2 separate regions of the Homo sapiens genome follow, and region 2 is linked to region 1. Evidence: chromatin contacts called from ENCODE Hi-C or POLR2A ChIA-PET data. All regions are on one chromosome and are shown on one strand. Each heading gives the region's core, a stretch centred on a gene start or an enhancer-like site at or near the end of the contact. The rest is flanking DNA. Distances are from core to core; before and after follow the strand shown.

Region 1 (6,535 bases), core at 138-2,637:
AAAAAAAAAACTAAGACACAATCACATACATTATCCTAGGCCTACACAGAGTCAGCACCATCAATATCACTCTCCACCACCTCTACATCTTGTTCCCCTGGAAGGTCTCCAGGGGCAATAACATGAATGGAGCTGACATCTCCCAAGATAATGATTTCTTCTTCTGGAATATTTCCTGAAGGACCTGCCTGAGGGCTTTTACAGTTAACTTTTTGTTAATAAGTAGTTGCTCTGGGTGAGTCAGCAAGTTGTTATTCTAAAATAACAATAAAAAGTACAGCATAGTAAATACATAAACCGTTAACACAGTTTTTTATCATGATCAAGTTTCATGTATTGTACATAATTGTATGTGTTACACTTTTATAGGACAGGCTGCACGGTAGGTTTGTTTACACCAGCATCCACATAAGCTCATGAGTGATGTACCGTGCTAAGACATTAGGACAGCTACGTCACTAGGTGATAAGATAATAGAGCTGAAAAATTCCCGTGGGACCGCCACCACCATATATGCGGGCAGCTGTTACCCGAAGGCATCACTGTACATGTATTTGAGATTGCAAAATTCAACTATGTTCAGCATTAAAATCTCAGATTTAGAATTTCAACTGCATGCTGCTTGTGGTCTGTAAGATATGGCACTACCTCCAACTTTAATTCTATTGTTCTTTTATACCTTTTAGTTTCATTTTTAGTTTCTATTTCCTGTTGGTTTTATTATTGGTTTATAAACGGAAGGCAGGAAGCAAAATCTTTTTTTTTTTTTTTTTTTTTTGAGACAGACTCTCATTCTGTCGCCCAGGCTGGAGTGCAGTGGCATGATCTTGGCTCACTGCAACCTCCATCTCCGGGGTTCAACTGATGCTCGTGCCTCAGCCTCCCGAGTAGCTGGGATTACAGGCACCCACCACCATGCCCGGCTAATTTTTGTACTTTTAGTAGAGACGGGTTTTCACCGTGTTGCCCAGGCTGGTCACAAACTCCTGGCCTCAAGTGATCCGCCCGCCTCAGCCTCCCAAAGTGCTGGGATTACAGGCATGAGTCACCACGCCTGGCCAGGAAGCAAAGTCTTAAGGGCAAAAGACGCTGTACTGAAACAGAGCTAGGCTTCGTCTCCCTTCCTCCTTTCAGGGCTGTTGCTAGTATACAGCTAATGTGCCAGGACTTAAATAGTAGCTGGGATTACAGGCACCCACCACCATGCCCGGCTAATTTTTGTATTTTTAGTAAAGACGGGGTTTCACCGTGTTGCCCAGGCTGGTCACGAACTCCCGACCTCAAGTGATCCGCCCGCCTCAGCCTCTCAAAGTGCTGGGATTACAGGCATGAGTCACCACGCCTGGCCAGGAAGCAGTCTTAAGGGCAAAAGACGCTGTACTGAAACAGAGCTAGGCTTCGTCTCCCTTCCTCCTTTCAGGTCTGTGGCTAGTATATAGTTAATGTGCCAGGACTTAAATGCTGAGTCACCTAAAAAGCTGAGCCTCAATCCTCAATAACCAGGAAGACTCATATAGGCTGCAATTCCCTTCCAGAGGAGACTGCCCGTGTTGCCTTTTGCTTTCATCTAATGTCTCTTTACTTTACAAAGAATAATATGATCTAAAATCTGTCTCTGTTGTAAGCAGTCACTGAATATTGGGCAAAGCATAAATGGCAAAGGGAGCAACATTCACACGAAGGTAAAAGAAATGGGGAAACCCAATCAGAAAATTCTCTTGGATCAATGTTCTGTATCTAACTCAACAAAAAGCCAGTAAATACAGAATATCATGCAAGATGCCACAGACCTGAGTAATACCAAAGTACTTTGGGAAAAGAATAAAACCCTTACCACGTATTGCAAATATTATATGGTTTGCCTGTACATTTTCTTAATGTATTTATTTTTCCTTTGTAGTAAGTGCATTTTGTGTTCTACTCACAAAATATCTGCCCACCCCATGGTTGCAAAGATATTCTCCCATGTTTTCATGTGTAAGATTTACGATTCTAGCTTTTATGTTTAGGTTTATGAACAATTACCAACTAATTTGTGTGTATGGCATGAGATGGGGTGAAGGTTAATTTCTTTCCTCATGTGAATATCCAGTTGATCTAGAATTATTCATTAAAAATAATTTCCTGGCTGGGCAGTGGCTCACACCTACAATCCCAATACTTTGGGAGGCTGAGGTGTGAGTACTGCTTGAGCCCAGGAGTTCGAGACCAACCTGGGCAACACAGTGAGACCCTGTCTCTACAAACAAAAAACAACAAAACATTAGCTGGACATGGAAGTACACACCTGCATTCCCAGCTACTTGGGAGGCTGAGGTGGGAGGATCACTTGAGCTCAGGAGGCTGGGGCTGCAGTGAGCCATGATCATACCACTGCATTCCATCTTGGGCGACAGAGGAAGACCCTCTCTTAAAAAAAAAAAAAAGAAATTAAATGACTTTCCTTCCTTCCACCAGAAAATTGACTTACTCGCTCTGGGCAAAAATCAACTGACAGTACGTATGCAGGTCTATTTCTGGACTCAGTTTCACTGATATATTTGTCTATTGTGATGTCAAGACCAATGTTTTGATTAGTGTAGCTTTATAGTAAGTCTTAAAATTAAGTGGTATAAAAAATTAGCAGTTTAAGTTCTCCAACTTTGCTCTTTTTTTTTTTTTTTTGCTATTCTAGATATTTTGCATTTCCATATAAATTTTAGAATCAACTTGTTAGTTTCTTCAAAAAAAAAAACAAATAGGATTTTAACTGGGATTGCATTGACTCCATAGATCAATTTGGGGAGAACAGACATCTTAATATCAGGTCTTCTAATATATGAACAAAGTAACCTCTTCCTTATTTAAGTATTTATTAATTTCTCTCACCAATATTTTAGTGAGAGAGTAAAAGTATTCTCTCACAATACTTTTCTGGTAAAGGTGTTTTCATGTCTTTCATTAGAGTTATTCTAATGATTTTTGATGCTACTGTTTTTATGCTGTTTTTCCTTTTTTCTTTTTTTGGGACAGGATCTCTCTGTCACCCAGGCTGGAGTGCAGTGGTATGATCACAGATCACTGCAGCTTCAACCCTCCCAGTCTCAAGCTATCCTCTCACCTCAGCCTCCCAAGTAGCTGTGACTACAGGTACTCGCCACCATACCCAGCTAATTTGGTTCACTTTCTTGTAGAGACAAGGTCTCACTATGTTGCCTATGTTGCTCAAAGTCCTGGGCTCAAGGGATCCTCCCACCTTGGCCTCCCAAAGTGCTGGGATTACAGGTATGAGCCACCGTGCCTGGCCTGATGCTATTGCAAATGGTATTTTACATTTTCATATATATATATGTTTCATGTATATATGTGTGTGTGTGTGTATTTACAACATATATATATCTGATAAAAATATTCCAGGCTGGGCGCAGTGGCTCATGCCTGTAATCCCAGCACTTTGGGAGGCCGAGGTGGGAGGATCGCCTGAGGTCAGGAGTTCAAGACCAGCCTGGCCAACATAGTGAAACCCCGTCTCTACTAAAAATAGAAAAATTAGCCGAGTGTGATGGTGCATGCCTATAGTCCCAACTACTTGGGAGGCTGAGGCAGGAGAATTGCTTGAGCCTGGGAGGCTGAGGTTGTAGTGAGCCGAGATTGCACCACTGCACTCCAGCCTGGGTGACAGAGTGGGACTCCATCTCAAAAAAAAAAAAAATTCCTATCCAGAATATATAATACACTCCAACAAATATAAAACAACAGTATCACCAACAAAAATGTGCAAAACAGACAGTTCACAAAAGATGACATGGGAATGGCCAATAAGTACATGAAAAAGCGCTTATTAGTCGCCAGGGAAATATGACTTAAAACCATGAGATGCTATTTCACACCCACGGACAATACAGAACGTTAACAAGGATATGGAGAAACTGCAAGTTCTGCTATGTAGCTGGTGGGAAGTGTCAACTGATAAATCACTTTGGATATTAGTGTGGTAGTTACATATGTCCCCACCCTATGACTAAGCACTTCCACTCCTAAACATTTATCTAAGAGAAATAAATTAAGAATGTTCATTGCAGCCAATTTACACTGGTCCAAAACTGGACACAACCCAAATGTTCATCAAAAGGTGAATGGATGAACAAATCCTATATTCACACAACTCAAAAAGGAGCAAATGACTTTCCAATGGCAAAGACTGTCTCCTTGACCAAACTCTAGCCAGCTCCTCTGACCCCTCTTCTCAACTAGGCCTTAACCTTGGCCTATAAAGACTTGAGCAAGGTTGGGCATGGTGGCCCGTGCCTGTAATCCCAGCACTTTGAGAGACCGAGGCAGGAGTGTCACTTGAGCCCAGGAGTTCTAGACTGGCCTAGGCAACAGAGACAGGCCCCAACTCTACAAAAAGTTTAAAAATTAGCAGAACGTGGTGGTGCATGCCTGTAGTCCCAGCTACTAGGGAGGCTGAGGCAGGAGGATCACTTGGGTTTGGGGAGGTCAGCACTGCAGTGAGCTGTGATCACATCACATCACTGCACTCCAGCCTGGGTGACAGAGCAAGTCACAAAAAAACAAAACAAAAACAAAAACAAAAACAAAAACAAAAAAACAAAATCAAAAAAGCCAATAAATAAACAAAAATCAGGCTGGACACGGTGGCTCACACCTGTAATCCCAGCACTTTGGGAGGCCAAGGCAGGCTGATCACCTGAGGTCAGGAGTTTGAAACCAGCCTGGCTAACATTGCAAAACCCTGTCTCTATTAAAAATATGAAAATTAGCCGGGTTTGGTGGCACAAGCCTGTAATCCCAGCTACTTGGGAGGCTGAGGCAGGAGAATCACATGAACCCAGGAGGCAGAGGTTGCAGTGAGCCGAGATCACACCACTGCACTCTAGCCTGGGTGACAGAGTGAGACTCTGTCTCAAAAAAAAAAAAAAAAAAAGACTTGAGCAAACACTAACATAGTTTCTTTTTGTTGTTATTTAAACAAATTGTTGGCTGGGTGCCATGGCTCACGCCTGTAATTCCAGTACTTTGGGAGGCCGAAGCAGGCGATTACTTGAGGTAAGGAGATCGAGACCAGCCTGGCGAACATGATGAAACCCCATCTCTACTAAAAATACAAGAATTAGCCACAAATTACAGGTGTGGTGGCTCACACCTGTAATCTCAGATACTCAGGAGGCTGAGGCATGAGAATCACTTGAACCCGGGAGGAAGAGGTTGCGGTGAGCCGAGATCGTGCCACTGTACTCCAGCCTGGGTGAACCAGTGAGACTCCATCTCAAAAATATAAAAATAATTATTTATTTTGTAGAGAGGGAGGTATTACTATGTCACCCAGGCTTGTCTCGAACTCCTGGGCTCCAGTGATCCATCCTCCCACCTTGGCCTCCCAAAGTGCTGGGAGCCACCGCACCTGGCCTTTTTTGTTTGTTTGTTTTTTGTTTTTGTTTTTGTTTTGAGACAGAGTCTTGCTCTATTGCCCAGGCTGGAGTGCAGCAGTATGATCTCAGCCCACTACAACCTCCACCTCCCAAGTTTAAGCGATTCTCCTGCCTCAGCCTCCTGAGTAGCTGGAACTACAGGCGTGTGCCACTACATCTGGCTAAGTTTTGTATTTTTAGTAGAGATGGGGTTTTGCCACATTGGCCAGGCTGGTCTCGAACTCCTGACCTCAAGCAATCCACCCGCCTTGGTCTCCCAAAGTGCTGGGATTACAGGCGTGAGCCACGGCGCCCAGCCTAAAAACATGGTTTCCAATAGTTCAAGGTTGCATCCTTTGGATGACCCAGCCCCCAGTAAGCTGCCTGTCTGAGAAAACTCAAAGCTGCCTATAGAATTTACTGTGTTTCAGCCAACACTACTGAAGACAGGGCCTGCCTCCCACTCTCTGTGGGAGGGCAGAAGCCTAACTTCCTTAATGGCCAGTTACCAAACCCAGATGGGTTTCACAGGACCAACCCTCCCTCCCCACTTTTTGTGATTTTTCACTTCCCTGACTCTACTGAGCCCCTTTCTCATTCTCCTTGTAAAACACCCTGTCCTGTCTATGCAAATTGAAGTTAAGCTCAGTTCACACTGGATTGAATTTGGCTAAACTGCAATCGTTATTACTGATGAAAATTGGTTCTTACCACTTCAGTGTCCAGCTTTATCTTTGACAACACACACAATACAGATGAATCTCGAAGAACATGTTGAATAAAAGACACACAGAGGAATACATTTGTGTGATTCCATTTATATGACATTCAAAAATAGGCAAATCTAATCTATAGTAGACAAAATCAGAAAATGGCTGCAAAGTAGGGTTAGGAAACTAGAAAAAGATAACAAGAGAGGCTGGTTCACGCCTGTAATCCCAGCACCTTGGGAGGCCGAGGCAAGAGGATCGCTGGAGCCCAGGAGTTCAAGAAAAGCCTGGGAAACAAGGCAAGACCCCATCTCTACAAAAAATAAAAATTAGCCAGGCATGATGGCGTGTGCCTATAGTCCTAGCTACTCGGGAGTCTGAGGCGGGAGGATCACTTGAGCCTGGGAGATCCAG
Region 2 (6,853 bases), core at 1,768-4,267, 3.2 Mb before region 1:
GCTTCTCTTGTACATGCTGTTTCTACTGCCTGGAATGTTCTATGCCCCCTCTCTTTGCCTAGCAAACTCCTGCTTCTTTAAGGCCAAAGCTTAAAGAAATGTCACTTCCTGACTTCCTCCCCATCCTAATCTGCCAGATTATTTTAGATCCCTTGGCCTTATTAGCGTGTAAACTATATTAAAGTTATATCATGTTAGTTTCAATTTTTCCTTCATTGCTCTTATCACAATAACTGATCCATTATTGTACAATATTTTACAAATAATTTGTCTTTAAATTCCATAAGGGCACACATATATTTGTTTTGCTCAGCATTGAATCCTTGAAATAGTGACTGTCACTTAGTGGACAACAATAAAGATTTGATAAAATAAATGTGCTTGAGGCTGGGCATGGTGGCTCATGCCTGTAATCCCAGAACTTTGGGAGGTCGAGGTGGGCGCATCACTTGAGGTCAGGAGGTGAGACCATCCTGGCCAACATGGCGAAACCCCGTCTCTACTAAAAATACAAAAATAAATTTAGCTGGGTGTGGTGGCAGGTGCCTGTAATCCCAGCTACTTGGGAGGCTGAGGCAGGAGAATTGCTTGAACCTGGGAGGCAGAGGTTGCAGTGAGCCGAGATTGCACCATTGTACTCCAGCCTGGGCAACAAGAGCGAAACTCCCTCTCAAGAGAAAAAAAAATAGTGCTTGATGGCCTGGCGCGGTGGCTCATGCCTGTAATCTCAGCACTTTGGGAGGACGAGGCGGGTGGATCACCTGAGGTCGGGAGTTTGAGACCAGCCTGACCAACATGGTGAAACCCCGTCTCTACTGAAAATACAAAAAATTAGTTGGGTGCGGTGGTGGGCTCCTGTAATCCCAGCTACTTGGGAGGCTGAGGCAGGAGAATTGCTTGAACCCAGGAGGCGGACGTTGCGGTGAGCCGAGATCATGCCATTGCACTCCAGCCTGGGCAACAAGACCGAAACTCTGTCTCATTAAAAAAAAAAAAAAAGTGCTTGAGGCTGGGAGTTTGAGGCTGCAGTGAGCCATGATCATGTCACTGCAACAGAGTGAGACCCTTTCTCCAAAAACAAACAAACAAACAAACAAACAAAAAACTAAAAAACCCCTGAAAGCTATTGCTTTCAGTGGTAAAGTGTTGTATCAGTGGTTCTCCAAATGTGGTATCTAGACCTGCAGCATCAGCTTCATTTGGGAGCTTGTTAGAAATGCAAATTATTCAGCCCCATCTCAAACCTACTGGATGGGAAAGTCTATGAGTGGAGCGAGTAATCTTTGTTTTAACAGTCCTTCTGGGTGAATTGATTCAGATCACACTGAGGTTTGACAGGAAAGAAAAATAGCTCAGGGAAGTCTGAGTTATGTGAAGTATGCAAAATTTGTCAGGTCCACTGAGACTTGTGTATGGGAGTTCGGGCACACTCCCACCTCCACATGCTCGGGGACAATTGTTTAAAGATATTTTGTTCCAGACTAGCTGCCTCCCCCATTTCCTTCAGGTTCCTGAAATTTGTGATACAAAGAACAATGTATAGGCAATAGCTTATGTTATTTTTTCCCCCTTTCTCATCATTCCTATTCAACCTTATGTTATGCCTCTTTTTTCCTTAGAAACCCACTTGAAGCCAGGCGGGAGGGCTCACGCCTGTAATCCCAGCACTTTGGGAGGCCGAGGCTGGCGGATCACCTGAGGTCGGGAGTTCAAGACCAGCCTGGCCACTATGGTGAAACTCCGTTTCTACTAAAAATAAAAAAAATAGCCGGGCATCATGGTGGGTGCCTGTAGTCCCAGCTACTCGAGAGGCTGAGGCAGGATAATCGTTTGAACCCGGGAGGCGGAAGTTGCAGTGAGCTGAGATTGCACCATTGCACTCCAGCCTGGGCGACAAAGCGAGACTCCGTCTCAAACAACAACAACAACAAACTACACTCTAGTCTGGGCGACAGAGCAAGACCCTGTCTTAAAAACAAACAAACAAACAAGGAAACCCCATTTGTAACTGCCACTAATTGGACTATACTTCTGGTGGGCCATCTTCAAGCTTCGGGCTTGAATAAACCCTATACTTAAATACTATTTTCTCAATCTCGTTATTTAAGGTTGACAAGGGCCATTGGGTTACATAGATTTGCTCCAATCTATGTAGTAGGCACACCCGCGGGCTCAACCTCAGCTGTTTGGGATAGTTTCCTGACTGTTTCTTAAAATTAGCACTTTCAGCCTGGCTGGATGACTCATACCTGTAATCCCAGCACTTTGGAAGGCTGAGGCAGGAAAGCTGCTTGAGCCCAGGAGTTCCAGACCAGCCCAAGCATCAAAAGGAGGCCTCACCTCTGCAAAAAATAAAAAAATTTAGCTGGGCATGGTGGCGCACCAGGAGGTTGAGGCTGCAGTGAGCCATGATTGTGTTACCGCACTCCAGCCTGGGCAACAGAGCAAGAACCTGTCCCCAAAAATAAAACAAAATAAAGATGAGCACTTTCACGAGTAAAGTGGATTGGAGGATGGGAACAGGAATCCAACACATTCTCTGCCTCTCTCAGCACCTTGGCTATCGAAGTTACGTTTATCTCCCCTGTCCTAGCATCCACAGCAGGGCCTGGAATATAGTCGGGCAAGAGTGTGTGGACTGCATGAATGTAAGCTCCATAGGGCCGCGTGTCGTCACGCTGCCAGCTCGATGCTCCGCCCGTAAAAGGCACTCACTAAAATTTTAGCGGAATGAATGGGCGAAAAAAGCGAAAGGGAAACCACGCCTTTACTAAAATGGCAGCCCGGGCTCCCTTTACCAAGATGGCTGCCGGCCCGCGTGGACGCACGGGCGGTGGGCGCAGGGGGCGGGGCAAGAGAGGGCGTGGTAAGAAGGCGGGGCCAGTGGGAGCCGTCAGGTGCAGCCCCGCCCTCCGCCCTCCGCCCGCTCCCCCCGCTCGCCCCGCTCGATTCCGGATTGGTCCGGTTCCAGCGCCGCAGCCCGGCGGCCGCGCTGTGGGGCCGCCCGGCGCTCGCCACTTCCGGCGCGTTGGGGCTGTTGGTCGGGGGCGGCCGCGCGGTACTAGCGGGCGGCTCCAGGGCGGGCGCGCGCAAGGATGCTCTAGGGGGCGGCGGCAGTGGCCGTGTGGGTTGAGGCTGCGAGGACAGCGCGGGCCCCCGGGCCTCTCCCCTGAGCCGGCCGCCTGGGCCGCGCGGTCGAGGCCTGTCAGCCTCCGCCCGTTCAGCCTCGGGGCCGGGGCCGCCGCCACCTCTGCCCGCGGAGGCCGGGGAGCCCCTGCCTGGGCCCGCAGCCTCCCCCGCGGGGGTCGGGCCCGGGCGGGGGTCCCGAGCAGCTGCCCTCCTCGCCGGCATCCGAGCCTCATTTCCTGCTTTTTCAGTTTCCTTGGGGAGGGGCGGGTGGGTCTGGATGAATTGTCTCGGGGTCCCCCGATGAGGCGACCCGGGCGGCCCTGCCCTTTTTAGAGGGTCCCCTCGGGGCCCGGTGGGGAAGGGGTTGTCTTTGCATGGGTGGGGGACTTCCCGAGTCTGCCGGGACCATGACCTGAACTGTGCGAGCGGGACGTGTCCGAAGCCCAAGAACCAGCTCATCTGAGCCGCCCCCTCCCCGGCCAGCATGGTAAGTGGAATTGGAGCCCCCTTCCCTCCTGGGGTGCCCTACCGGAAGGGTGGGAATGGGCCCCGGGGCTGCTGAGCCATCGCTGCTCTCCCCATGGCGGGGAGAGGCGCGTGCGGAGCCTGGCCGGTGACACATGCGTGCAGAGTGTGCAGCCCCGGCCCTGCGCTCCCATCCCCCCAGGGATGATGGCTCAGGCCTGGGAGGGCCCTGGGAGCGCAGCAGGCACAACCCTTGCATCTGGTGTTTGCCTCCTGCAGCTCCTCCGGATAATAACTATCGTTTATTGAGGGCTTACTACTTGCCAAGGCCCTGCGCGAAGTGATTGACAGTGCAGTAGTATTTAATGATCACACCAGCCCTCTGTTCGGAAGTGGGGAGACTGAGGCACGGAGCAATTAATTCCCCAGCTCAAGGTCAAGCGACTTTTTAACAGTGTTAAGATTTGAACCTAGGCATCTGACTTTGAACCTAGGCATCTCTAATACACTTAGAGAGCTGGGTGATTGTAGGAGAAACATCTCATCTAGCTGTAGGTTTATATATGAGGAAACAGAGCGATTTACAGAGGTCACTTGCACAGGTGATGGCAAAGTCAGGAATGGTCGTGATCTTTTGACACTGAGGCTGCTATTCTACATGCTCTGATCTCTGCTGAAGCTACCTTCCACGTTTTCTAGACCGATACTTTCAATACTCCCCTAAATGTGTGTACTCACATCTCTTTGTGTATCCACATCTCCACGTTTTCTAGACCGATACTTTCAATACTCCCCTAAATGTGTGTACCCACATCTCTTTGTTAAGCATTTGCCTTTTTGCTCTTGTAATTATTTCTGAGCCTTATCTGTCTATTGCGGTATACACAGCTCCTTCAAAGACCAAATTGTTTGAACCCTTATCTGCTCCAGCTCCTGGCACATAGTAAGCCCTTGGTAAGTACTGGATCACCTAGCCTGTGGTTGAGCACCTCGAGGAGTGGAGCTGTTCTCCTCAGTTTCACCCATTTTACCCCTGCCAAGTTAGTGGTATAATAGAGAAAGGGACATAGCTGCATCTTTTGTGATACAGACCTTAAGGCCTGTGGAATTTTCGAAACATTCAAGGGGCCTGTGGGTAGTGTGTAGGTCCTGAGATATGGAGCTTACAACCAGCTGGGTAAAGTACACCATTAATGCTGAGCAGCACCGTACAGTATATGCTATACGTATAGTGTATGTGTTTTATTTTTATTTGTTTTGAGACAGGGTCTTGCTTTGTTTCCTAGGCTGGAGTGCAGTGGCACGTTCATGGCTCACTGCAGCCTCGACCTCCTGGGCTCAAGCAGTCCTCCCACCTTAGCCTCCCAAGTAGCTGGGGCTGCAGGCAAGTGCCACCATGCCTGGCTAATTTTTTGTGGAGATGAGGTCTCACCACGTTCCCCAGGCTGGTCTTGAACCTGAGCTCAAGTGATCCGTCCTCCTCAGCCTCCCAAAGTGCTGGGATTACAGGCGTGAGCCACCGTGCACAGCTGAGTCTATGTATTTTAACATATATATTACACAGTATGAATTGTGGCAAATCAGTTAAGCTCTCAGTTCCAATTTCCTCAACTATGAAATTTGGGGATAGGATTTCTCTAAAGAGTAATCTAGAGGTATGAGGTATAACATTTAGTGGCTAATGAAAGTAGCACTCATTCCTTCCTTCATTTATTCTTTCAGTAATGCTTTTTTTTTTTTTTTTTTTGAGATGGAGTTCAGCTGTTGTTGCCCAGGCTGGAGTGCAGTGGTGCAGTCTCAGCTCACGGCAACTTCTGCCTCCCGGGTTCAAGTGATTCTCCTGCCTCAGCCTCCCGAGTAGCTGGGATTATAGGCATGCGCCACCATGCCCGGCTAAATTTTGTATTTTTAGTAGAGATGGGGTTTCACCATGTTGGTCAGGCTGGTCTTGAATTCCTGACCTCAGGTGATCCACCCGCCTCGGCCTCCCAAAGTGCTGAGATTACATGCATGAGCCATCGCGCCCGGCCTCAATATACTTAAGTTTTGTTTTTTAATTGTAGTAAAATATACATAATTAAAATTAGCCATTTTAACCATTTTTAAGTGTACAGTTTAGTGAAATTAAGAACATTCACATTGTTGTGCAACGATCACCACCATATATCTCCAAAGGTTTTTTCCCAAAACAACCTGTACCCGTCTTTTTTCAGTCTCTCCCCTGCCCTACTTTAGTTTCTATTTCTATGAATTTGACTACTTTAGGTAGCTCATGTAAGTGGAGTCATGAAGTATTTGGCCTGTTGTGACTGCCTTATTTCACATGGCACAGTGTTCTCAAGCTTCATCCGTGTGGTGGCGTGTGTCAGAGCTTCCTTCCTTTTGAAAGCTGAATTCCATTGTGAGTATGTGCTGCATTTCATATATCCTTTCATCCTTCGGTGGATACCTGGGTTGCTTCCACCCTTTGGCTATTGTGAATAATACTGCTGTGAATATGGGTGTACAAATCTTACAAGTGAATTTTCAGTAGCCACCACCATATACCAGGGCCTAGGGCATGTACAGATGAACAAGACACACATTCCTCCCCTTGGGAAACTTACAGCATTGCTTTAGGACCCTTGGACAGAATTTTGTTATTGACTGAGCTAGCCCAGCACCCTTGTATTGAGGTTTCATTTTAATTGGCAGTCAGTAGAGCATCATGGGAATGACCACCTTTGAGTAATGAATTGTAAAGTAGTTGGCTTCATGAACTCCATGTGCATTTTTTCTGAGGTACGTTGCAAGTCAAAGTTTTTGTCACCTAGACCTCAGTTATTTAAGTACACAGGGGGTGGCCATAGTTGATGTGAATAGGATTGTCCTTTTTGTGTCACTGACACAGTGGTTCATCTGTAGGTATCCCAGGGTCAGGGGCTTGGGTAGGGTAGGCCCTGTCCCCCAAAGGTAAGGAAACTGTTGCCTGGCTGGTGTCTTACAGGCGGAGGGTCTTTTCCCTGGGATCCCAGCTCTTTATTCCAGGAAATTATTTCCTCTCCATTTCTTGCTGACTTAACATTTTTACTTTTAAGGGTATTAGTTGGCATAAGTTTGAGCCCTTTTAACATCTTCTTTTTAAATCTTCAACTCTAATAAGACTTGAAAGTGGCGTAATGTGATAAAAACTACCACTTATTAAGCATCTTTGATGTGCTAGCTATTCTTCACTCATTACTTGTTTTTTCTTTCTTTTTTTTGAGACGGAGTCTCGCTC

What was found. A loop is a pair of places that touch in the nucleus more often than their neighbours do. ChIA-PET counts read pairs that join two places held with the same protein, here RNA polymerase II (POLR2A). Pooled maps may share reads with other maps.
Region 2: a loop to region 1 is called in a pooled map, with 2.2 times the contacts of the local background. The contact joins the promoter of XPO6 here to the enhancer-like site in region 1. A Hi-C loop is called at or near these places in 1 of 37 single-sample maps with no recorded cell type and 4 of 50 pooled maps. POLR2A ChIA-PET finds 5 or more read pairs at or near these places in 1 of 52 experiments (A673).

What each region holds. Positions count from the first base shown.
Region 1 is chr16:25,043,628-25,050,162 of GRCh38, reverse strand. No RefSeq gene overlaps it. Among named protein-coding and RNA genes, the nearest start is that of LINC02175, 20 kb to the left of the region's middle. RefSeq lists a silencer at 341-635. Within about 2 kb of position 1,387, at least 41 of the 41 ENCODE cell types and tissues checked have a DNase peak (open chromatin) inside an H3K27ac peak, as active enhancers do; they include A673, where a contact is called at or near this core.
Region 2 is chr16:28,208,129-28,214,981 of GRCh38, reverse strand. It overlaps XPO6 (exportin 6), which reads left to right and starts at 3,017. Exons shown (of 24, transcript NM_015171.4): 1 at 3,017-3,616. The coding sequence starts at 3,614. RefSeq lists silencers at 2,780-3,269, 5,780-6,074 and an enhancer at 2,899-3,897.